2 separate regions of the Homo sapiens genome follow, and region 1 is linked to region 2. Evidence: read pairs that join two places in POLR2A ChIA-PET (ENCODE). Cell type or tissue: GM12878. All regions are shown on one strand. Links, peaks and the distances in the headings refer to the core of each region. The heading gives the core; the rest is flanking DNA. Region 1 overlaps NYAP2 (neuronal tyrosine-phosphorylated phosphoinositide-3-kinase adaptor 2). Region 2 overlaps DOCK10 (dedicator of cytokinesis 10).

Evidence for each region. Peaks named below come from ENCODE experiments on the same cell type or tissue, not always from the same donor. Only the 100,000 strongest peaks of a DNase experiment are listed, where the experiment ranks them.
Region 1: POLR2A ChIA-PET joins it to region 2 with 10 read pairs; 2 of 35 experiments call an interaction of 5 or more read pairs at or near these places.

The regions. Positions count from the first base shown.
Region 1 is chr2:225,636,809-225,653,449 of GRCh38, forward strand. It overlaps NYAP2 (neuronal tyrosine-phosphorylated phosphoinositide-3-kinase adaptor 2), which reads left to right. Exons shown (of 8, transcript NM_001371273.1): 7 at 14,624-14,727. Among named protein-coding and RNA genes, the nearest start is that of NYAP2, 250 kb to the left of the region's middle. In GM12878, for the core only: no CTCF peak of the experiment used is centred there; no DNase peak of the experiment used is centred there.
Region 2 is chr2:224,943,179-224,951,178 of GRCh38, forward strand. The region is part of intron 1 of DOCK10 (dedicator of cytokinesis 10); the gene reads right to left. Among named protein-coding and RNA genes, the nearest start is that of MIR4439, 63 kb to the right of the region's middle. RefSeq lists an enhancer at 804-933. In GM12878, for the core only: no CTCF peak of the experiment used is centred there; a DNase peak (open chromatin) is centred at 3,939; H3K4me3 peaks cover 3,678 bases; H3K27ac peaks cover 6,345 bases.

The DNA.
Region 1 (16,641 bases), core at 3,461-11,460, 700 kb after region 2:
ATGATGAAGTACAATAGAGGAGAACCCCCCAAAATGTGAGAAAGCACAGCATGGAATAGCAGAACCATCTACTTGACCCACATTTGACTAAAGATGCATGAGTGAGCCAGGCTGAGACCAGAAAAATCACCCAGAAGACCCATAGACTCATGAGCAAGACTAAATGAGTGTCATTTTAAGACACTGAGTTTGGGTGTGGCGTGACACAGATACCATGATCTGTTTGTGTTTTGCTATTTTTTTTCCAAGTGAAAATGCTTTATTGCTTTATTATTAGGTAATAGTATAGTAGTATAATAACAGGTAAGTAGAGTATGCTCATTGACAAAAAGTTAAAGTAAAAAATGAAACTCTACTCGCCTGCCTTTTCCTTCATCATCTCACTTTAGGAAGTATTTGTGTTAAACCATCATGTTTTCATAGTTTAGGGACTGAGTATTGATAAGGAGTATGAGTTCTCCGTTATATTCATTTTTGTTACGCAACAGGAACAGCAAACCAATCTGTTGGAGTTCGGGTGTTCATTGTAATTTAGACTTCACTGTAGGCTGTTCTCTAACTTCCTGCTTGGCTCCACTTCAGCACCGGGCAGCTGTGAACTTCCAGAGTTACGACCCTCAAGGCTGCCATTCTGTGCAGTCAGATCATGCATCAGAAGACAATTCTCCACATCTGCTCTCCTTTCCAGTTCTAATTGGGTGCTTGGTGGCTTCCCCGGGGAACATTTGCCAGGTTCTGCTGCCTGGTTCTGTTCACCGTTTTCTCACTCTGCAGTTTAACTCTCCCTTTCTAAATTTGAGGAGCAAATGCATAACAGAATTCTCATTTGGAGGGGCCTTGGAGGGTACTGTAAGCTGTAGCCCCAAGACTCCCACTTTTATTTCTCTGTGGAAAACTGTGACTTCTGCTGGCTAGAATGCATGTTTATCAGAGAAAGTTTTATTTGGATTTCTCCTGATACTGGTAGTATGGCTTTGAGAAACAACCAGAAAAGGAGAACTGGGAGGGAGTTAACCATTTTAAATGGTCAAAGCATGTCTTTCTAGAGTTTGAATGTAAATAAACAGGGTACAAAATGCAAAAGGCTAATTACAAAATAATAGAAGATAATGACTCTCACATTTCAAGGCGAAAAGCTTGACTGCAGAAGCAGAGCTTGCAAAGGAGTTGATCGAAATGAATATTGTTGTCCTTAACTGAACTCTCATTTCTAGCCTAGGAAAGTGGTTAGAGGCTGAGAGAGACAGAGACTAGATATTAGAGAGAATTTTAAATAGACTCTAGATATTAGAGAGAATTTTAAATAGACTCTAGATATTAGAGAGAATTTTAAACAGACTCGTGTGTTTGTGTGTGTGTGTGTGTGTGTGTGTGTGTGTGTGTGGTGTGGGAGGGGGGTGAGAGAGAGAGAGACAGAGAGAGAGAGACAGAGAGATGAGTGTCCATCCAATAGAAGAGGGGTGAGAAGTGTCTCCAGCAGTGGAAAGTCAAATGAGAGAGACTTTAATGGAACCATTCAGAAAAGTTGATATTATTTCTAACAGTTTGAGGGATAGAGTGGAAGGAAAAAGCACAAGAGACTGGGTGAATGGTCTGTGACCACAGAGAAAGTTGCTTAGCAAGTAACTGTTCGGCTGCTGATGGTGGGTTAAAGATGTGTATAAAGTGTGTTTTCTATGGACCAGATTTGGTCCTGGAGAGGAACTCTGGAGGTGGCCTAGACCATGAGAGTGCCTGGGGCAGCCAGGACTCTCAGGACGTGTTTCAAGGTGCCCTACAGGATACCCAGTTACCCACAAAAGACAGAGAGCGAACAACCATGATGTCTCCAGGTGAGAGATGGCCAACCAATCAGAGGAGGCCTTCAGGGACACTGGAAAGCACCCCAAGAAGACAGAGCTTCAGTGTCAAACACCTTTCCCAGCCAGAGGGTGAGAGACACTAGCCCGTGCCAGGCCCTTGAAGAACCTTTCCTTTCCCCATCTCTCCTGCTCTCTCCTGTTTCTGCCCAGATGAGAGCAGGCATTGTGGGGACCAAGTTGGGAACAGAGGTGGAAGAACAGGGAGAGGAGGCCAAGACAGAGGCCATCTCTTCTGTTTGCCAGGAGCTGGCCCAAAGTGGGCCAAGGGAGAAGTGTTTCCTTGAGATAATATTCATAGTTTTGATTAATGTAAGTAACTGGGCACTTAAGTTATTACTTCAGTAAGACTTTTTGTAACTAAAAGAAACTGAAAGATTTTTAATCATCAAAGTGAAAAAAAAAAGTCTTGGGACTCAGTAGAGAGTTTCTCTAAAGCACAAGAAAGACCTTTGCTCCCCCAGAACAGGTTGGTACAGCTCTGGCTTCTGGGGAGAAAAAAATAATACAGTTTTCTGATGCATATAAGATCCTGTATGTTCAAACAAACAGTTAAATTGACAAGTTTAAAGAGAACAGACTCTGGTATAATTTTTAAAAATTGCTCTAAGGTTATTGCAGATTATATATAACCTGAGTTGTGGAATTTAAGTTTATTACCTTTGTGGGTTATCTGTGACCTGTTTAAAATAATGTCTTATTTTTATTATACCAGAGCTTTTAAAATGCCTTTATGTGTACTGTCTCATCTGTACTTCACAAAAACCTGTGCATCAGTGGGCTGGTATCATTATCTGACATTTTTTTCTTTTTTTTTGGTGATAAAACTGAGGCTCAAGAGAAATCAAGTCAATTGCCCAGATTCACTGATAAGTAGTAGATTCAAATAAAGAAATGAACTTTGGGTTTCTGACTCCTACTACAGCTCTCTTCCCATGATTTAATTAGGCTGGGTTTCTCTATTTCCACCTCTGTGCTCCCAGGTTTATTCATTTATTCACATTCGCTTATTCTTTCATTTATTCATCTATTTTATTCAATATAAAATTACCAACCATTGAGTACATGCCAGTGAGGGAGAGAGCCATTACAGAAATGACAAAATTTTAAAACTGTAATTACAATCGGTGATGAAAGGAGAGTGACAGGGCGCTTCCTTTAGAGTGTGTTTCAACGCATCCTAATAACCTGGGGACTGAGCTCTCAAGGTGAGTTAGGAGGAAGAGCAATCAAGGAAGAGGACGTAGTAGATGCCAGAACTCTGTGACGCCATGACCCACATAATTGAGGAGCTAAAAGGAGGGCAGAGAAGAAGCTAAGAACCTGACAAGGGTGAGGGTGAGCCAGCCACATCCATGACTCGGGTCTTACCTGAAAATGACAGGAAGCCATTTATGGATTTTTAACCCAGGGCTTATGTGATCACATATACAGAGTCAGCTAATTTATGATCACCCATCCTAAACCAAGAGAAACAGATTTATGGAGATCAACGTGAACAGGCTGCCCCAAATAACCTGCCTTATAAATCCGAAGGAGAACTGTTATCTTCGCTCTCTAACCCATGAGATTTCACCTTTCCTATACCTAATTGAGAGGTGTTTTTCACTGATTGTTGGTATCTATAAAAATTAATTATTGAGCACCTGAGCAGCCATGTTACACATGTGTTTTTGTTGTTTTTTTCAAAAATCAGCAACATTATGTATGCTTGTCTTTCTTTGGTCCAGTCATTTACTCACTCAGTGAGAACACTATGAGGTGACAAAAGGATGACCCCTGCCTTCAAGGAGCTTATTTATATCTGTGATCTCAGTTGGTTTTATACAGCAAGGGAGCCTTAGTGCCTCTGATTCAGTAAAACAGGGAACTAGTCCTAGTCTTTGCTGCTTTGTGAAATTTCGTCAAACCCTTTGTGTTCTTATTCCCATTTTTTTTTCTAGGAAGGTGGTTAGCTAAAGTTATGGGATCAGCCTAGAGTCAAGGAATTTGGTGATATTAACTGATGTGTGTGTACATATATAAAGCCATGAGGCTACTTACGGGTTTTAAACATAAGTTTCATATTGTTAGATCTGCAAAGTCAGCTAATTACCTGTTACCATATTTTATATATGCATTATATTCATACACACACATATTTCCCCTTTAACTTGGTTTCTGCTAAACACATGCATACAGTATGATACCGTATACTATATAGATACCCTGAACACTGCTAGAAAAAAATACAACTTGATAGTAATTTCATTCTCAGTAGAGAAATTCTGGATTCCAACTATTCTGATTCTATTGGGGAAAACAATTAGGTAGAAACCATTGGGATGATGCAGAAAGTGCCTTTCCTTGCCTTGCCTCTCAATACAAGATTAATTCTGCTTGAGAACCACAATGACAGTGTGCTGACTCCAGTTTTGACTGTAGCATCAGTGACAGGTGTCTGTCACGGCAGGGCGGTGGTTCCACCCTGTGCCCTCTCCTAGAGGAGTCCACCCTGACATTGCTCCTAGACCACAGCTGTTAGATTCCTTTGGAAAGGCCCTGTGGAGATGCTGCACCAACAGTGTTCACGAAGAATGCCCTTTCTGTTTCTGCGAAAAGCCACAAAAGACATTATAAAATAGAAGACTCTGTCTGAATTATGCTAGGCATTTACAAAGACTAGTTCTGGAAGTTTTGTAATCGGCCCAGAATACGTATCAAATAATATGTTTATTGTCATCTACTGTCCAACACAGGAACTGCAATCCCTCAAACACACACACACACACACACACACACACACACACACACACACACACAAACACACACACAATTTTTTTTTTTTAAGGTTATAAAGTACTTAGTTGAAAATTTGATAATGTAGGCCAGGTGCGGTGGCTCACGTCCGTTATCCCAGCACTTTGGGAGGCCGAGGTGGGTGGATCACGATGTCAGGAGTTCAAGACCAGCCTGGCCAACATGGTAAAACCCCATCTCTACTAAAAATACAAAAACTAGCTGGGCGTGGTGGCACGTGCCTGTAATCCCAGCTACTCAGGAGGCTGAGGCAGGAGAATTGCTTGAACCAGGACCCGGGAGGCAGAGGTTGCAGTGAGCCAATATTGTGCCACTGGATTCTGGCCTGGGCTACAGAGTGAGACTCCATCTCAAAAAATAAAAAAAGAAAACTAGTCAATGTAATTTAGATTTTTTTTTTTTCTGGAAACATGGGGAAGGTGAACAGATGGAGAAACATGGCTTTTTATCCATGTGAAACATAAAAATCATCTTTTAGAGTGGGCTTATACTTTAAAATATTATTTAGAATAATTCAATCAATAAATGCTTAATGAGTCCTTATCAAGGATCAGTTATCATGTTACTCAGGGAACTATACTGAGAAAAGAGACAGACATGGTTCCTGCTTTCAAAGAGCATGGAGCTTAGTAGAGGAAGAAAGGGAAGGAAGGACCAAGTGTACCAGGCAGAGTGAAGTAGTGTGATTAAAATCCTACAGTAAAAGAAGGCAGGGAGCTTAGGATAAACCGGGGCAGTGTGCTGGGGGCAAGGCTACTGATGAAGCTGGTCGTATAAGCTGAGCTGTGTGTACCATTGTGTGGAAGTGGTATGTAATTTATTATAAGCAGGGAAGCTAAAAAAAATCAGATTGACCCCCAATAATAAAAACCACTAACATTTCTTGAGATTTTAGTACATGGTTTTTGCTATGGAAAAATCTTAACATGTATTATCTTATTTAATTCTTACAGAAATCCTGTGAACTAGGTACCATTATTTCTCCCATTTTATCTGTGAACAAACAAGTGTAGAGAGGTCAAGCAAATTTCTCCTGGTTGTTCAGCTAGGAAGTGATGGGAGTTTAGCAAACCTTGTGAAAAGGTATAGCTCTTTCCCAAAAGCTCCAGCAGAAGTATGAAAGCCACTCTCATTGACTGACTTTGGTCACATGTCCATCCCTGTACCAGTCAATGAGACCAAAGGGATAGAATAATCGATTGGACAGACTTGATTCATGTGGCCACTTCTGGAGGTAGAGTTGAAGTCAGCTCTTACTACAGAACCATAAGAACTAAGATAACTGGTGATACTGTTCTCTGAAGAAAAATCAAATTACTATTCCAGAAAAAGAGGAAATTGATTTTAGACAGAGAAAAATGACAGATGACCATTACCTCTCCTAAATGTTTATTTTTAAATAAATTTGTATGGGTGTTTAAAAACTATTTACTACCAAAACTTTTATCAACAGTGTTAGAACATTTGAACAAATAGCAAACTTGAGTTATGCATAATTCTATCAACATTGTTACTAAAAAACAAATACACAGACAAAAACAAAAATGCTGACCAGAAAACAGGAGTAAAATAAATGACCTTAATAAACTAGCTCATGATTAATCAAGAGTATCTTTGAGGTCATTCAATTATTTTAACAAATTTCATTTACTAGCGTCAAAGAATCAATGAGTAGAACCTTGGAATTTGCTTCTTGTTATAGATGATAAAAAATCCCCCGAGAGTTTGTATAACTTCCCTCAGGTCTCATGGGCAGAAAACAGTGTTTCTTGGATTTTGCCATAGAGATTTTTCCAGGAAAGCATTTCCTAACTGGTGGTTCCCAAATCCCTTGAAATTTTGAAAGGATTTCCCATGTTCCTTGTGCTTAAACATGGCATTTTCCTATGTTTTATTGTTTTAAAATACACAACTGGCAAATTAATTGTATAAAAAGTTACCTTTTCTTTTTTTCGGCTCCCTTATAATCTTTTTTTTTAATTTTATTATTATTATACTTTAAGTTTTAGGGTACATGTGCACAATGTGCAGGTTAGTTACATACGTATACATATGCCATGCTGGTGCGCTGCACCCACTAACTTGTCATCTAGCATTAGGTATATCTCCCAATGCTATCCCTCCCCCCTCCCCCACCCCACAACAGTCCCCAGAGTGTGATGTTCCCCTTCCTGTGTCCATGTGTTCTCATTGTTCAATTCCCACCTATGAGTGAGAATATGCGGTGTTTGGTTTTTTGTTCTTGCGATAGTTTACTGAGAATGATGATTTCCACTTTCATCCATGTCCCTACAAAGGACAAGAACTCATCATTTTTTATGGCTGCATAGTATTCCATGGTGTATATGTGCCACATTTTCTTAATCCAGTCTATCATTGTTGGACATTTGGGTTGGTTCCAAGTCTTTGCTATTGTGAATAGTGCCACAATAAACATACGTGTGCATGTGTCTTTATAGCAGCATGATTTATAGTCCTTTGGGTATATACCCAGTAATGGGATGGCTGGGTCAAATGGTATTTCTAGTTCTAGATCCCTGAGGAATTGCCACACTGACTTCCACAATGGTTGAACTAGTTTACAGTCCCACCAACAGTGTAAAAGTGTTCCTATTTCTCCACATCCTCTCCAGCACCTGTTGTTTCCTGACTTTTTAATGATCGCCATTCTAACTGGTGTGAGATGGTATCTCATTGTTTTGATTTGCATTTCTCTGATGGCCAGTGATGCTGAGCATTTTTTCATGTGTTTTTTGGCTGCATAAATGCCTTCTTTTGAGAAGTGTCTGTTCATGTCCTTCACCCACTTTTTGATGGGGTTGTTTGTTTTTTTCCTGTAAATTTGTTTGAGTTCATTGTAGATTCTGGATATTAGCCCTTTGTCAGATGAGTAGGTTGCGAAAATTTTCTCCCATTTTGTAGGTTGCCTGTTCACTCTGATGGTAGTTTCTTTTGCTGTGCAGAAGCTCTTTAGTTTAATGAGATCCCATTTGTCAATTTTGACTTTTGTTGCCATTGCTTTTGGTGTTTTAGACATGAAGTCCTTGCCCATGCCTATGTCCTGAATGGTAATGCCTAGGTTTTCTTCTAGGATTTTTATGGTTTTAGGTCTAACGTTTAAGTCTTTAATCCATCTTGAATTGATTTTTGTATAAGGTGTAAGGAAGGGATCCAGTTTCAGCTTTCTACATATGGCTAGCCAGTTTTCCCAGCACCATTTATTAAATAGGGAATCCTTTCCCCATTGCTTGTTTTTCTCAGGTTTGTCAAAGATCAGATAGTTGTAGATATGCGGCGTTATTTCTGAGGGCTCTGTTCTGTTCCATTGATCTATATCTCTGTTTTGGTACCAGTACCATGCTGTTTTGGTTACTGTAGCCTTGTAGTATAGTTTGAAGTCAGGTAGTGTGATGCCTCCAGCTTTGTTCTTTGGCTTAGGATTGACTTGGTGATGCAGGCTCTTTTTTGGTTCCATAAAAAGCAATGAAAGTTTATTAGGAACAAAAAGAATGTCCAGGCACACTTCCTCATGCCTGTAATCCCAACAGTTTGGGAGGCCAAGGTGGGCAGATCATCTGAGATCAGGGGTTCGAGACCAGCTTGGCCAACATGGTGAAACCCTGTCTCTGCTAAAAATACAGGTTAGCCGTCCATGGTGGCATGCACCTATAGTTTCAGCTACTCTGAATGCTGAGGCAAAAGAATCACTTGAACCCGGAAGGTGGAGGTTGCAGTGAGCTGAGATCACGTCACTGCACTCCAGCCTGGGCAGAAAAAAAAAAAAAAAAGAAGAAGAAAAAAGCTAACTAATAAATTACATAGTCCTACTGGTACCTACTTAATAAAATTGATGATGGTGAGTTACAGACCTGGAAACATCTCATTGTATTGTCTTGATAATTGTTTACTCAAAGGAGTTAAAATGACTGTGTTCCTCCCTCCTTCTCTCCTTCATTCCCTCCTTTCCTTTCTTTTTTCTTCTTTCTTCCTTTTCCTTCCTCTCTGTTTCCCTCCTCCACTGCCTTTCTCTCTCTCTCTTTCTGAATCAACCTCTTTCTCATTTTTTTCTTATTCTCTTTACACTTGATCTTCACTAAATTGCACAAGTGAGTCAACTTTTACTTCTGGGATGATACTAGAAGAGTTTTCAAAGGAAGAAATATTTCCTTGGACTTAGGAAGAACAAGTGCCTTCTAGTTAATAATTAATCTCTCAATTAGGATTTCCTTGGGGTAGGAAAGCTCTGTCTTAGATCTCTTTCCAGGTATGTGCCCCTTGTTGGTGGACCCCAAAATTCTTGGCAATTATTCTATTAAAATTCAGGATCAAAACTTATTGTCCAGTGTCATGACTCCTCAGCCTCACCGTTCAAGTCTCAAAGAGCATTGCATTTCCAAAGGTAGGTGAGCCAAACATTGCATTTAGATGCACAGATCCTAAAGGATCTGTGAGAGGCTTGATTTGAATCTTTTCTAGAATTTTCAGGATTGCTTCAGATAATTCTTTTGGTCAAGTTAGTTGAGCTGAACAATTGCACTTTGATGTCACAGGCCTAAAGGATCTCTGAAAGGCATGGTTATAATTAGAATATTTTCTAGGATTTTCATGATTGCTTGAGATAATTCTTTTGGTCAAAGAAACCTTGGTGGATGCAACCTTGTAAGGATTTGTTTCATCAGCCTGGTCTCAGAAACACCATAGGAAATTCCAAATGCATTTAGGTTAGGAATGATGTGAAACTGAAAGAAGAGCCAAAATAAATGGGATAAACAAAAATCTCACCATTTAAAAAATATTCCTGCTGGCTGGGCACGGTGGCTCATGCCTGCAATCCTAGCACTTTGGGAGGCCAAGGCGGGCAGATCACGTGAGGTCGGGAGTTTGAGACCAGTCTGACCAACATGGAGAAAACCCATCTCTACTAAAAATACAAAATTAGCCAGGCGTGGTGACGCCTGCCTGTAATCCCAGCTACTCAGGATGCTGAGGCAGGAGAATCACTTGAACCTGGGAGGCAGAGATTGCGGTGAGCCAAGATTGCGCCATTGCACTCCAGCCTGGGCAACAAGAGCAGAACTCGGTCTCAAAAAAAAGTTCCTGCCATGTGATACCATTAAGCAGCAGTGTTATGGACTGTATGTGTGTGTGTCTGTGTGTATCTGCCAGTGTATGTATGTGTACATTATGAATATATGGTAATGATCTTACTCTATCCCTGCATATGGAGTCATATTCCATGCTGGTATCGAACATTAGACCACTGGGTGACCTCATTGTAGAACTAGCCCACACAGGGTACTTGGCTAGTAGTTTAATTTGCCATGTTCAATGGGTGGTTAGTGATTTATATTGCAGTGCCTACTGGGGCTTGATGAACCTAGACATGATCTGGACTGGCATCCTATGGGGGTAGAGCAAGACGTTTCCAGGTCACGGTGACATTTGGAGTTTGCTTGGATTTTGGTGAGGTGTAGTCTGTGCATTGGAAATAATGTTGCCTACAGTGAAAACAGGTTTGGTCTGACCAGAAACCAATAAAAGGGGAAATTAATCTTTAGGTACCTTAGGTGATATAAAAGCCTTTGATCTGGTTAGATAATCTTTTTTCATCAGATGATAATATCTTCAACATAAACTGGAAAAAATCTCTATAGTAAATAATTATTTGTCATCCTTTTCTAGGAAAAAAAAAATACTGAATTTTCTCATTCCATGTGACCAAATGTGCTAAGCTAGTCATGGCATGTATGGAAACATTGGCTTATTATGGAAACATGTCAACCAGGGTTCTGATGGATGCTTTGCTTGTTGTTTTATATAATAAAGGATGATTCCTTAAGGTATGCAAGGATTTAGGCATCCTGGGAAATGAGGTTAATTTATAAGTTACTAGGATATTGTATCTATGTCATCATATGATACACTTGTGTTTAAACAGCCTCAGAGAGAATCCAGTGGTATTTTCAAGAATGGGTGGGCAGACGTTAAACACCCGCACAAAATCAAGGGAGAATTTTCAAATGCCGTGCCTTCTCTGTAGGACCCCAGAGGGTCACATCCCCTCTAACTGGAATCACTGCCATGGTAAGTAGGCGAGAGAGGCTTGAAACTAGGTCTTATAACAGGTTCTTTGTTACATCATTGCCTCCTTGCTTTGAGGAGTTGCAGTGACCTTTTCTAGGTTAATTTGAGTATCTTCAGTGAAAGAAAAATACATAATAATTGAATGCTTATTAGGTGGTTCCTACCGGCAAAAATGCTGAAAACCACAACAAGCAGTGCAAATGCTATCTAAGTGATAAGGCAGTTCAGAAGAGAGAAAGAAGAAAACAAGATCACAGGATGCTTTTCAATAAAACTACACTTTGAACTAGGTCTTAGAAAATGGTGAGATATGGTTTGATTAAAGTCCATGCTTGGCAACAACTTGAGGTGAAAGGTGAAAGAATCAAAAGTCGATACCAAGAGGGTAGATCAAATTATATATATATGTGTGTGCATACATATGTGTGTGTGCATATGTATGTATATAATTTATTTATTTATTTTTTGAGATGGAGTTTTGCTCTTGTTGCCCAGGCTGGAGTGCAATGGCATGGTCTTGGCTCAGTGCAACCTCTGCCTCCCAGGTTCAAGTGATTCTCTTGCCTCGGCCTCATGAGTAGCTGGGATTACAGGCATCCGCCACCACGCCCAGCAAATTTTTGTATTTTTAGTAGAGATAGGGTTTCACCATGTTGGCCAGGCTAGTCTCGAACTCCTGACCTCAGGTGATCTGTCTGCCTTGGCCTCCCAAAGTGCTGGGTTACAGGTGTGAGCCACTGCACCCGGCCCAAATAGTATATATTTTAGAAAGCAAGAAGCAGTGGAAAATAGAGTGGATCCGATCAGATGGAGCCAGGTCACAGAGGACCTCTGGAAAATAGACGTTTTTCATGATAATAAATATGGAATAATTGAACATTTTTGAACAAGATGAGTGGCCTAAAGTATCTAGGAAACACAGTCTGCATTGTGTCTAAGTTAGATGTGAGCAGAGAGATTATGGGGAGGTTTCTGAGATGAGTTGAGATAACTATAAGAGCCATTGCAAGGGGGAAAAAAAGCAAATTCCAACAGGACTAAATTTATAGAGAGAGGAAAAGAAAGCTCTAAACTGAAAAAGTACAAGATTTGGACCCTAAGACTTTAGGAAAATGGAGGTGATGTTTCTACTATACATAGGAAAAGTAGAAGGAAGATCCAAGATATTGAGAAGAAGCTGGAACTTGGTTTGCATCCTGAAGCAATGTAGACAGCCTAGGGACCAGGAAGCACAGGGGCTCAAAATCAAAAAGGAGCATGGGAAGGGGACAGAGCTATGGGAACCTGCATTTGACTCCAAGGGAAAACATTATCTTTGAAACCATGCGACTGCTGATGTTCTTAAGAGAGAAGGTGCAGAGGGAAAAGGCCAAGCAAGAAACAAGTTGATGAAGCTAAAAGGACATTGGGTTGAGAGAGAGGTGAAGGAATGCATATCACAGGTGGAAAGAGAGTCATTTTCCAGAAAGAGAATGTAGTTGGTTTCATTAAAAGTAGCAGGAGGAATAGAGGTAAGGGTCACTATGCACGTACTTGTGCAAGTGCGTGTGTATGTGTGTGTATGTGTGTAGGGGGTGAGAGCTAGCATTCACTAAAAGCACTTGTTATGTGTCTGGTGTTTTTCTATGAATTTTGCATGTAATTCAGTTTATCTGTTTACTTAGCACTAGCTCAACTCTTCTCCACTAACCTGGAAACCAGGATATTTCACTATTACTATTTCCTTATAATAGGCAAGCAATACATTCTGAAATGCTTTTGACTTCTGGATCGGTTGGAAAGTAAAGTCTGTGGATCCAGGATACTTCCCACTTCAGATTTTGCTGCCCATTCAGTCCTTTTGGCAGGTGTTAATTACTGCAGCTTCTTCAGGGTCTCTCCTTGCCCTGCTCCCCAGAACACAGTGGATACTCTGATAAATGATATCACAGCACCCTCTACGTCTTCCTTCTAACATATTTCCTAATTTTTGGCAAATGATTTTAGGTTTAATGTCTCTCCCCTGAGAATACATAAACGTCATTAGAATATGGAGTCTCCAACTCCTGGGCTCAAGTGATCCACCCGCATCAGCCCCACAAAGTGCTGAGATTATAGACATAAGCCATTGTGCCTGGCCCATCATTTGTTGTTTAATGTCTATGTTTAGTGCATAGACTGTGCAGTCCCTTAGGGCAATATTGGGATTTTGGTCACAACTCTCTGGCAAGTTCCTGGCACATAGTAGGCATAAAATACATAGATGCCGAATGTTGAATAAGTGACTAAATTCATTTTATTTGAGAAGAACTAAAACTTGAATAATGAAAACAATTGTTTAAGATCATACACCTAGCAGAGTCAGATTCAAAATTAGCTCTAAGTCCAAACCTTGTTTATTGTCTTTTATTGTTTTCCTCTAAATCAGAAGTACAGAGAAAACACTATTTTATTTGCCAAGAAAGAAAACTATTAGTTCCCTTAGGAGAATAATATTAATAGAGAGGTGAAGCATTGTTGAATAGGTGGAAACAGGACTGAGAGAGGAAAGGTGCATATGGGTGAGAGTGTATGAGTCTGTGTGTAAGTAGGCGTAAGCTTACTCATTCTGTGTGTCTGCATGTTGTGTCTGAGAGGGGTTGGGAGTGGAGGAGTGGAAGGCAATTGATGGAAACTGAAGTTGGCAGTGAACCATTCATGCAATGCAGATATAGTCAATGCTTTTCTCTGAAGTGCGATTCATATAGAAATGGCATGAGGATAGTGCACCTCCCCAGCGTGAGCAACACATTTTCTTTTCTTCCAACGGAATTGGGCACATTCTGGCTCTCTGGCACGCGTGTCAGTTCTCAGTACCGTAGTTATGTCATATTATTTAAAGCCAGTTGTTCGATGAGTTTAATTTTTAGGTCAAGTTTATAAAGAAAGGCTTTTTGAAAAGCACTTGTTTATTTATTAGGCAAAGACTGGATGTGGAGAACCTTAGGTTTCTAATTTGTAAGTTGAGGATATTGATAGCTAACTCCGTAGCTCCAAAGAGAGTTCTTAGGATTAGAGATAATTTAGGTGTAACTCCTCACAGAAGCTGGAATGTACTAGGCACTCAAAAACCAACAGCTTACACTGAAGTTTGTGATAAAGTATAAATGTCCATTTTTCTTTCTATGACTTGTTTTTCCTTTGTCAAATATCTTCAAATATGTCTTTAAATTAATCATCTCTACCTCCCAAATATCCTGTACTTTCTGGATGAAGGGAACTCTTTCAGTCCTCAAACTGTAATCTCTAAAGCATCCTGTCAGTGGCCTAGGCAGCTAATTTGGGCTCCTCAAATTAGAGAAGAGGTAGGAGAAAGCTTTTTAAGTTGGAAAAATAATATTATGAAAGATAGTAAAAGTCTTGGAAGACAGTTATAAAATTTAATGAAAATCAAGATGAGTTGAAGAAATGTTACATTGAAAACATGATGATAGTATTCATGGAAGGAAGGAAAACAGAACATTTGGAGAAGGGATAGAAGACATTTTAGGACACAGAAATCCTACGGATCAAAGCTAAAAGTGAAACATTCAAAATAGTCATGGTACTTGCTTGTTCTCCTAATGGGTTGTTGTTGCTCCAGGGATGACTCCATAGAAACCAACCCTAAGTGAGGTAAAATGTGCAAAGGCACAAGGCCTGTGCTTCTGAGAGTTGTTCCCCAGAAGCCAATCTGGGTATAAAGCTCCTTTTAGAGTCAACTGCCATGAAAGTGTTTTATCACCTGCTACTTATTAGCAAACATCAGGAGCATTTTGTATATTCCAAGAATAAGTAGCGAAACAAACAGAAAGACTGAAAAGCCACTTCATTATTCCAGATGTCAGTCAGCTAATATTGTGTCTTTTTCCGCTTGTTTCCAGAGCCTAAAGTAAGCTGCAAATTAGGCCGGTCTGCGTCGACGTCAGGTGTGCCTCCTCCATCAGTCACTCCCCTCAGGCAAAGCAGTGACCTGCAACAGAGCCAGGTACCATCATCGTTAGCCAATCGTGATTGACTTCCTGTGATACAACTTGCCAAATGCTTCCCACCTCTGTCTGTCCTGTTGCTGTAGACAACTTTCGCATTTGCTTTTATTTTTCTATGTGTGTATGGGTTAGGGGATGCGGGGGATGAGTTCTGGCAGTCTGTGTTTTCATTTGAAAAAGAATATCTTTCTTCCTTGTGATTGGTGGTGAAACTTTCTTTGCTGTTTGTTACCAAATCGTTTTTGTCTCTGGTTTCCATCATTCTGTAATATAAATGTAGTAAACTTGTACTATATGTATTGGCTTAGTGGTTCTTTTTTAAATTCTTTCTCTCTTTCATGTTTTGTGTACTTTTATACTGTCTCTGAAAATTTATCAATATTTGATAAATTTATCTACTTTGTTTTATGTAGATTTCTTTTTAAATGTTTTGTCCAGAACACTCGCACAGATGTTGTCAATGAATTTGTACATATTTCTTAGCTCTTATCCTATTATACTGTAATATTTCTGGTGGTTTTATTTTTATTTAGCTTGGAGCATGACTGTAAGACACTGTTGAATATTGATGTCCTTATAAATATTCATATCCCGATTCATTTGGATTGAGTATGGCAGCTAGTCTTTCTTCTTTCTTAGGCTATTGACTGGCCTAAGACAATTTGACTGGCCAGACAAATTGACTGGCCAGATAATCTAGATATTTAACAAAAACTGCAGATTAATAAGGCAACCTTTAAATGAATGACTTTTCTCTCTTATACCAACAATATCAGAAATGTTCTCAGAAAGGGAATGTAAGTGTTCATGCATGGTAAATGAGATCTCAATTATCACTTGGAGAAAAGAGACAAGAAATAAAGGCATAAACTGAAATATCATTTAATCCTTTACAGCATAATATGTTGCTCTGATGTTCGTTTGGGTACGTGGTTGTGGATGGGGAATTAGTATGGGGAAAAATCACTACACATAAATGTCCTATCTTTAGCTCACCCAATAGGAATTCAATACATTGACTTAATTTGTGAGGCTTAATTGTCGTTACTGTTAAGTATTATAGGTGTTAAGTAGGGTGGTGTCATTCTGGAATGTTTTCTCTCTGCTTCCTAGCTTCAATCTTTGCATTCATGAAACTCTTCTGAAATAGCAACTTATAAAACACTGATGATACCTCCAAGGGAACTGCCCATTACTGATGAGAAAATTACATATTCATCTATTATTTTAAATGTCAGGCTATTTTAAAAACATAACTAAGTAGAATAATTGCGTTTTCTTCTAATGAGAGACATTGTGCCTCTTAGTGTTTTTGTCTGACTTAAATATGCAAAATAGTTGATTTATAAATATATGAGGTATCTGCAAATACAAGAAATGAGAGGCTTCTCTCAAGGGTATCTCAAGTACCATTTAGAATTTCTTGTGTCTTAATTTAAAATTTAAATGCCTTTATATAAATGTTAAATGCCTTTATAACTAAATGTACCAACTCAAACACTTTTTGGATATAAAAGAAGTAGAAACAGTAAGACACTGAATAAAATAAATAAGATAAACTGCCAACTTAGCTAATTAAAGCTATTCCAAAAATATTGTACTTACCAACATTTAAAGCTTAAAAACATTGGGTACTGAAAGAAGAGAAGTTTAGCTAATTGGCAGAGGATTGCACTAATACAATCAAGTTTTCAAGTTTATGACCCTTGCTAGTATATTACCTTCAATATCTCAGAGATGTTTTGTATTATTTGTTTTGTTTTGCTTTTTTCCTAGTTGTCTTTATAGCTGTTTCACCCTAAGCCCCTTCAAACTCTCAATGAAAGCAGGTTCTTGGGATAAACTTCCAGAATAGAGACAAGGTATACCCTTTGTGCCTTTGCATTATCAACTCTTTGTTCACCTGATGGGAA
Region 2 (8,000 bases), core at 1-8,000:
TTCACTTTTCCTTAAGCTTTTTTCATAACACAACTTCAGTCTCTCAATTGTATGTTGTTTGTGATAAGTGGCATTTCTCAGACAATACACTTGAAAATTAGATTAATAAGGGAAACTTTCAAAACAACTAAAAATTCTACATAAAATATACAGCTTCAAATAGCATTTGAAAAAAACCCAGAATATACAGACTAGTCCATCTGGGTCAAGAGGGTATAAAATCTGGGTTGCATAATTCTTAGGAAGTCACAGAGCTCTGGATAGGTATTTGAGATTACTGTAAAATTAAACCATTTCTAAATTTTCTTTCGATTCAGAAATGACTTGAGTTCAAGATCTACATAATCATCACAAAAACAGATATGATAAGTATCTGCAACGATCACTTTTTTCTTCTTTCACTACAATTTATGAGTATATCCAAAAATTTAAAAGAAGTTATTGCTTTCTTCTTTAACTTTAGGTCTCATCTTTATTTGTTGGGCATTTTGTCAACTGAATTGCTCCTTCCCTCATCACTATTCAAATGAATAGGCTCTGAAGCCAGTCTAGGGATGTTGGTTTAAGATTTTTTTTTCTTTTCTTTTTTTTTTTTTTTTTTTTGAGTCAGAGTCTTGCTCTGTTTCCCAGGCTGGGGTGCAGTGGCACGATCTCGGCTCACTGCAACCTCTGCTTCCTGGGTTCAAGTGATTCTTCTGCCTTAGCCTCCCGAGTAGCTGGGACTACAGGCACGTGCCACCACGGCCGGCTAATTTTTTGTATTTTTAGTCGAGATGGGGTTTCACCGTGTTAGTCAGGATGGTCTCCATCTCCTGACCTTGTGATCCACTTGCCTTGGCCTCCCAAAGTGCTGGGATTACAGGCATAAGCCATCATGCCCGGCCGGTTTAGATTTTAGAAAGCTTAGATGAATGTGCTGGGCACGGTACAATGAGGCTGTGAGTGGGTTTCAGCTAAACTCTGCTTAGACTGGGTAGAAAAAAAACCATGGTATTTCTGAAATAAACTGTATTGACACATAGAAAGATCTGGGACCCCAAGCACTCAGCTTAATGCAGTTCAGAAGTCTGTCTCCTAGGTGGTTCTGTTACCAAAAAAAGATTCCCAGGAGAAAAGCGTGACCTGTAGTCCAGTGACTTCGACTGCTGAAGGCACTAGAAAGACAATTTCAGTGTCCCTTTTCCCTTGTCCTTGGAAATGGAAATATTTTACTTAGTTTTAATAACACTACACAACACTTGTAACTTTGGCAACACTTGTAACTTGTAACTGTTCAAGTTACACAACACAACACTTGTAACTGTTCAGAATGCACAGTACCAAACTGAATTCTAATAAGCAATCTTAACGCAGGATAGGTATTATTATAAGCATTTTACAGAAGAGGAAACTGAGGTTCAGAGTGATTTAAGTAACTTGCCCAAGGTCATATAGATGGCAGGTGAGAGCGGCAGGGAGAACGACTTCCTCAGGATATCTGTTTCAAATCCTAGTGCTCTAATTACTCGTTGCACTTTCTTGGATTCCAAAATGAAAAGCACATCTCAGGATAATACTTAAGGATGGATCAAACAATCCTGTACTCAATACAAGAGACAACCTGTGAAAGTAGATATGCCTATCTTAGGCAGACCAAAAGCAGGCAACTGTAGCACGGACATCCCCAGTGCCTTCTGTCGTCGAAGAAAGCTAATCACTGTATGAATGATCTTAATTAAATTTGAATGCATTGCTAACTGAATGCTGTGGGAAAATACCGCGTCCTTACTGGCCGCTCTTCCCATAGTACTCAGTAGCAATACATTCAAATTCAATTAAGATAATTCATAGAGTGATTAGCTTCATTATATGGTGAGACTCTGGGGACTGTCCTCTTGCCAACACTGTATGAGTGGTCTCGGTAAGATAGACACGTTCTTCTGTGCATTTTCTCTTTTAGTGGACACAAGAAATAACTCTCAGGGTGACATAATCCATGCTACTTCTAAATTCCATTGAGATAAATACAGCAGGGAAATTATGTTTTGGGGACAAGACTCAAGTTAAAAATAATCTCAAACCAGGCAATATTTTGAAACAGTTATTCTCCTTAACAGGCTGACAAGGCTCTTTTGGAGTCAGTAGGGAAGATATATCTGACCAGTGGGGAGGAAGTGGTTAGGTCCAGGCTCTTATTTCTGACCAATGGGGAGAAAGAGGTCAGGTCCAGGACTCTGCATATTCCAGTTATGAAATACCCAGTGGAAAGATTAGAGCTACATTTAATGTGAACAAGGGTAGGGGCTCAACTGCATGTATTCACCAATGGCAGACACACACTCCTGAGATAGAAACTGAACAAACAACAACACAGTACCAACCCTCTGAGCAGACCTCTAATAAACTCTATTCATATCAAGTTACCGTCAACTAATTGTTAGTATAAAGAGGGCCTCTATTCATTGAGAGGCAACGTACTTATTCATATTTATAAAGAGCCTATATATATGCATGTGTGTGCATATATATATATATAATATTTTTGAAAAGCCATCTCTGTTTCTATATTAAAGATGTTTCTATGAACAAAAAGATCTTTCACCCCTAGAACTGTGGTTTTCATATGGGTGATCAGTGATCACCCTCCCGGAGACGTTTAGCAATGTTTGGAGATGTTCTTGGTCATCACAACTGGGGAGGGATTGCCACTGGCATTAAATGGATAGAAGCCAGGAATTTGCTAACCATCCTACACGGTACAGGATAGCCCCCCACAGAAAAGAATTCTCAGACCCCAAATGACAATAGCGCTGAGGTTGAGAAACCCTGCTCCGAAAAAGGCAAGCAAAGCCAGATCCACCATGTGAAATGAACATTCTTCTAAAATAAGCTACCCAGGAATATTGCCGCAACCATTTAACATACAAAGTGGGCCCTTCACTTTACATGAAAGTCACTGAAGTGCTCTAACAATCAGCTCTGATATTCAACTGTCAGTAGTTTATAGAACTGTAAAGTTCTATACATTCTACAGTTTATAGATCTGTAAAGTTCTGTAATAAGTACAGGTTTTCAAGCTCTCATTTTGTTTGCAAACAATAAGGCAGAAATATTTTTAACAGCAAAACAAAACCAAATCTTTTTAACCTTTAAAACCTTTAAAAGTATCACTTTTTAAAGTCCTCCTTGGCTCTATTAATCAAATGCTTATTTACTTTTTCTTTCATATTTTGGATTGCTCTTTCTAAGAATTTTAAAATAAATAATTAGTGGCATATGATAAAATAGAGCAATGACAATTTTTTAAAAATACAACCATATACATGTCATCAACTGAGTCCTTAGGCAATTAGAGGCTTTTCTTTAATAAAGAGAATAACTTCTTCAGAAATTTTAATTTGTACCATAATACTAAGATCACCTTAAATTCCAAATATTATAGTAATGTTTTAATGATTAAATTCTCTATTAATATATTTTACAAGAGTTACATGCGGTTTGAGAACAGCGTGACTTCAAAAATAATGATGGAAGTAAAAGAGAATATTTAGGACCCAAATGGAATCTTCTGTTCCATATAAGACTTCACCCAGCAGCCTCTGCTAGAATACCACTGTAGAGCTAATCATTTTTGAAAGAAAGGATTGAAGGAAAGATGGAAAGCAAAACATTGACATTTGGATACCTACAGAACTAAATCTGTGGATTTCTTCTTGGTTTACTCTCCTCACAGTTCGTCTCTTCTTCCAAAATTCACTGGGCTCCCGTTTAAAAACCTTCCCTCGAAAACTCATCGTATTGCTATAATTTGAGTCACAAAATATTTCAAAATATCAATGTCGTTAAACTCTTCTCTTCTGAAGCGTCACCAGGCTGAACAAATCTTTCTTCTTGGTAAAAAGGGAAATGCTCATGCTACATGAATGTAACTCAACAGAAAGGAAAGGAAAGCTGTCAAGTTACCACTTCCTGTGAGTAACTAACTACCAGCTGTTCAGATACTGCTTTTGTGCATATATCCTCCCTCTTCACCTGCAATAAAGCAACACAAAATGACTTTGGACGTTTAAGAGAATTGTTCACAGCTAAATAAACCATATGATGTAAAACCACCCGTGCAACCAAATCAAGATTGAATTGAACAGTTAATTGACAACAGGGCTCCACGGCTGTCAAAACAGCCACCCAAACTTTATAATTCTGGTTAGACTCCAAAAGTCAACTGTAATAATATGGCTGAGGTCTGAGAATTGTGTTTAAAGCAATTGCTCTTGTTAAGTGTAGACTAAATAAGTGATCTTCCGAGGGGAGTTCCCAAAGTGATTGTTTAGAGAACAAGAAGAAGATATTAGAATTTTTTGTATATTGGCTATCTAAATAAAGAAATTATGCTTGACTATTATTTAATAGAATGCACACAGACATGGACTCCTTGAATCTGTATGTCAAATAGTTACAAAGAGCTACAGAGTTAGTTCCCTCATCTTTAGATCTTCAAGCCCTTTCTCTGGGGCTATTTAATTTAAAAGTGCAGTTCTCCCCTCAAACCCACCCAGATGCTCTTTCCTGTTTTGATTTTCTCCATCACAGTCACTGACACGTAACACAACTGTACGGTTTATTTATTTGTTTTACTCAGGGTCTCTTCCTCTACCAGGCTGTATGTTCCATGAGCATGCAATTTCATTTCATTCACTGGGTCCTCAGTGATTAGAACACGCGGCACTCAAAAGGCTTTCAGTATATATTAGTTAAATATATGTTTAATAAAGAATAAATTAGGGATTTACATTTATTATGCTTAACAATGAACCTTGTCTCATATATATATTGTGCTTTGAAATATTAGCTATTGATAAAAGCCATATAATTGATAAACAGATATACAATATAGGAGTATGTTCAGTTTTTTTCTACTAGGTGAAGCAGAAATATTTGGAGGCCACAGGACTAGGCTGTTCTCTTTTCCCCAGTAATAATTAGATTTAGTTGATAGGCACACATGTACCCCAGGCCTGAGCCATTCACCTGTCTCTACTTTGTCATGCAGTGATTTGTGCCAGACAGGGAAAAAGGGATTCTGATTATTCCTGTCTTAGCATGCAGACTGAGAAGACCTTCTTTTGAAACCAATCAGAAAAATAGCATGATGCTATAAAATGACAGCTGGGGAGATAAATTATATCATTACTTTGTAATTGGCTTAGTTAGGCAAACTAAGGATTCCACTGAGCAGAAGTCCATTGATCCCTGGTCATTTGATATTTAGAAATTCCACCATATGTCTTTAGTGCTAAACAGATTTCACCCTCAAAGTAACGCTTTGACATCTGACAGATGAACAGGTATGTTATAGTACATGCAGAATCTTCAGATTTATTATTTTTTCCTTATATGGTGTGATGAGAGTCTGACTCTGGATCACCTGATTTCCTGGGGTTAGATTATGTGTATATGTTGATGGCTAAAAATAGTATTTTATAATCCTTTTTAGATCATGAGCTCATTTTAAAATCTGATAAAAGCTATGAACCCACTCATCAGAAAAATATAAGCACTCAGAAAATGTGCATGCATGGTCAAGAGTCACAAACTTCTGAAAACCATCTGTGGATCCATCCAACAATGGTGCCTTAAATTTCTGAATCACAGTTTTAGAAGATCAGCATACTGTCTTATAACAAAGCATTGAATAATCTTGAGAAACTGTTAAGCGACTTTCTGTCTGTCTAATATTTGCATCTATTTTGTCCTCTATTCCTCTTTAGGCACCACAGTTCTTTATCCTAGAGTTCCTCCCACTTTTCAACTTCTGCAATATGAGAATGACTCATTTCTCCATTTCCTCAGCTGCTAATCATAGCTTCCTGAAATATTGGCAAAAAGAGGCATCACCCGGCAGCATATGGGGATGTCAGATAGACAGAGTCTGTGTTGATGCAAAGGAGGGGAAAATCCAGAAGCATGGCATGGAGTGTTCCATGGGATGGCACCGCTGGGCCCTCTACAGGCTTTCTTCTCCTCGTTTCTAGACCAAGCCTGTTTCTCAACCATTCTATGAGACACTCCACACCATTCCAACACATTTCTTTTCTGCTTTAGTTTTAGAAACATATTGTTAATCAAAAGTCCTAGCTAGGACAATGGGCAAGAACCAGTAATAAGGAGCAATCAGAGATTTGTTGGCTTAGTTACAAGGAGATGCCTCCAAGTTCATTAGAAAAGAAATCCAAGACCAATAAATCATCAGAATTTATTAAGTACTGTATTCAAGACATCACTGAACTTTGTGAGAAAAATAAAACACCTTTCCTAGTTTTAAGAAGCTTGTATCCTACAGAGGAGTTCATTAGAGTTTGAAGGAGTCTGGGGAAGCTTTATAGAAAAGATATCTCTAAGGTAGGCTTTGAATAATAGGTGGGAATCAAAGAGATGAATGCAGAGGAAAGCATCCTGCTGGAAAGGAAATGTAGCAGAGGGGAGGCATCAAGGTAGAATGGTTAAAATTACAGAATCATCTGGGATTCAAATCCTGGATCCATCACTTCTTAACTGTGTGTCCTTTGGCCAATCACTCACCCTTTCCAGGCCTCAGTTTTCTCATCTGTAAAATAGGGATAGCATAGTCACTACCTTATAGGTTTGTGGTGAGGATAAATAAAATGACATCTTAAAAATATCAACACATTGCCTTGCCTGGTACATAGTATGCATAACTATTAGTTACAACAAAGGCAAAAAGGCAGGCCAAAGCAGAATATTTAAGAAAAAATTAGAAATCTGCCTGTCTACTGCCCAGGGTTAAATAGGAGAGGAGAGATAGAATCAATTGAAGGTAGAAGTCAGGAGCTAGTTCATGGAAGGCTTTGAATGCCAAGATAAGGAAAAGTTTCCACTGTATCCTGAAATCATGAGGAACCACTAAAGGATTTTTGAATTATAATTACAATAGTGCTTTAGAAAGATTCATTCGGTAGCTACATGCAGGCTGGATTGCAGATAATTTGACCCAGAGATGGTTTGCATTAATCTAGATATTAACATAGGGTGGTGGAATACAGAAAATTAGGCAACAGAAACATAACCATACATTTCAGGGAAATTATAAAGATCTAGCAATTAAATAAAAAATGAGAGCTGAAATTTACTGAGCAAGTACTATGTGCTGGATGCTGGTCTAAATTTTTTATGGAACCTATTTAAATCATCCAACAACCCTGTGAGGTAAGTATTGTTATCATTGTTATCACCACTCCAGTTTTACAGAGGAATATTTGGGTTCTGGAGAAATTAAGCAATTGGCCCAAAGTCAGTAGCAGAGCTGGGATGTAAGTCCAGGGGGTCCAGCTACTGAGCCCACCGTCTTAGCCAGAAGGGAAGTTCAAAGATGCCAGGTTTCTGACTGGCCATGAAGGAGATGGGTAATATGAGTGAGGGAAAAAGGGTGGTAAGAAGGGAGGGTTTCCCCCCTTTATTTAATGTGCAATGCTGATTTAGACATGTTGAATGTTGCATCCAGAAGATTGTCAAAAGGGAAAGTCCAGCTGTTATATGTGTGCCTAGAACTTAAGAAAAAGTTAGGACTGGAGACGTGGAGCAGAAAGTCATGAAAATAACTAAATTTAAAAGTCTAAAAGTAAACTGAATTTTTGGAGAACAGATTAACAGAATTAAGAACACAGTCTTGAAGTTCCTTTACATATGGTAGATGGAGGGCAATTCAGGAAATACTGAGAAGGCATAGAGATAAAAGGGGAAATTACGGAGCCATTACAGAGCCTCAATGTCCTGGACAGGTGAGGTTAAGGAAGGTGCTGCATGGCATCTGAACAGAGATGGATGTAGGGCCTGGCAATGTCTAAAAAGATTCAGTGTGAGAGATAGACAGGCTGAAAACTAAGGACCTTGCAGTTTTGGATCTAGACATACTTGTGCTTAAATCTTCAGCTGTCTATTAGATAACGTCCAGCAAGGTATTTGACTTATCTCTGCCTAACTTTTATATGTAAGAATAGAGCAAT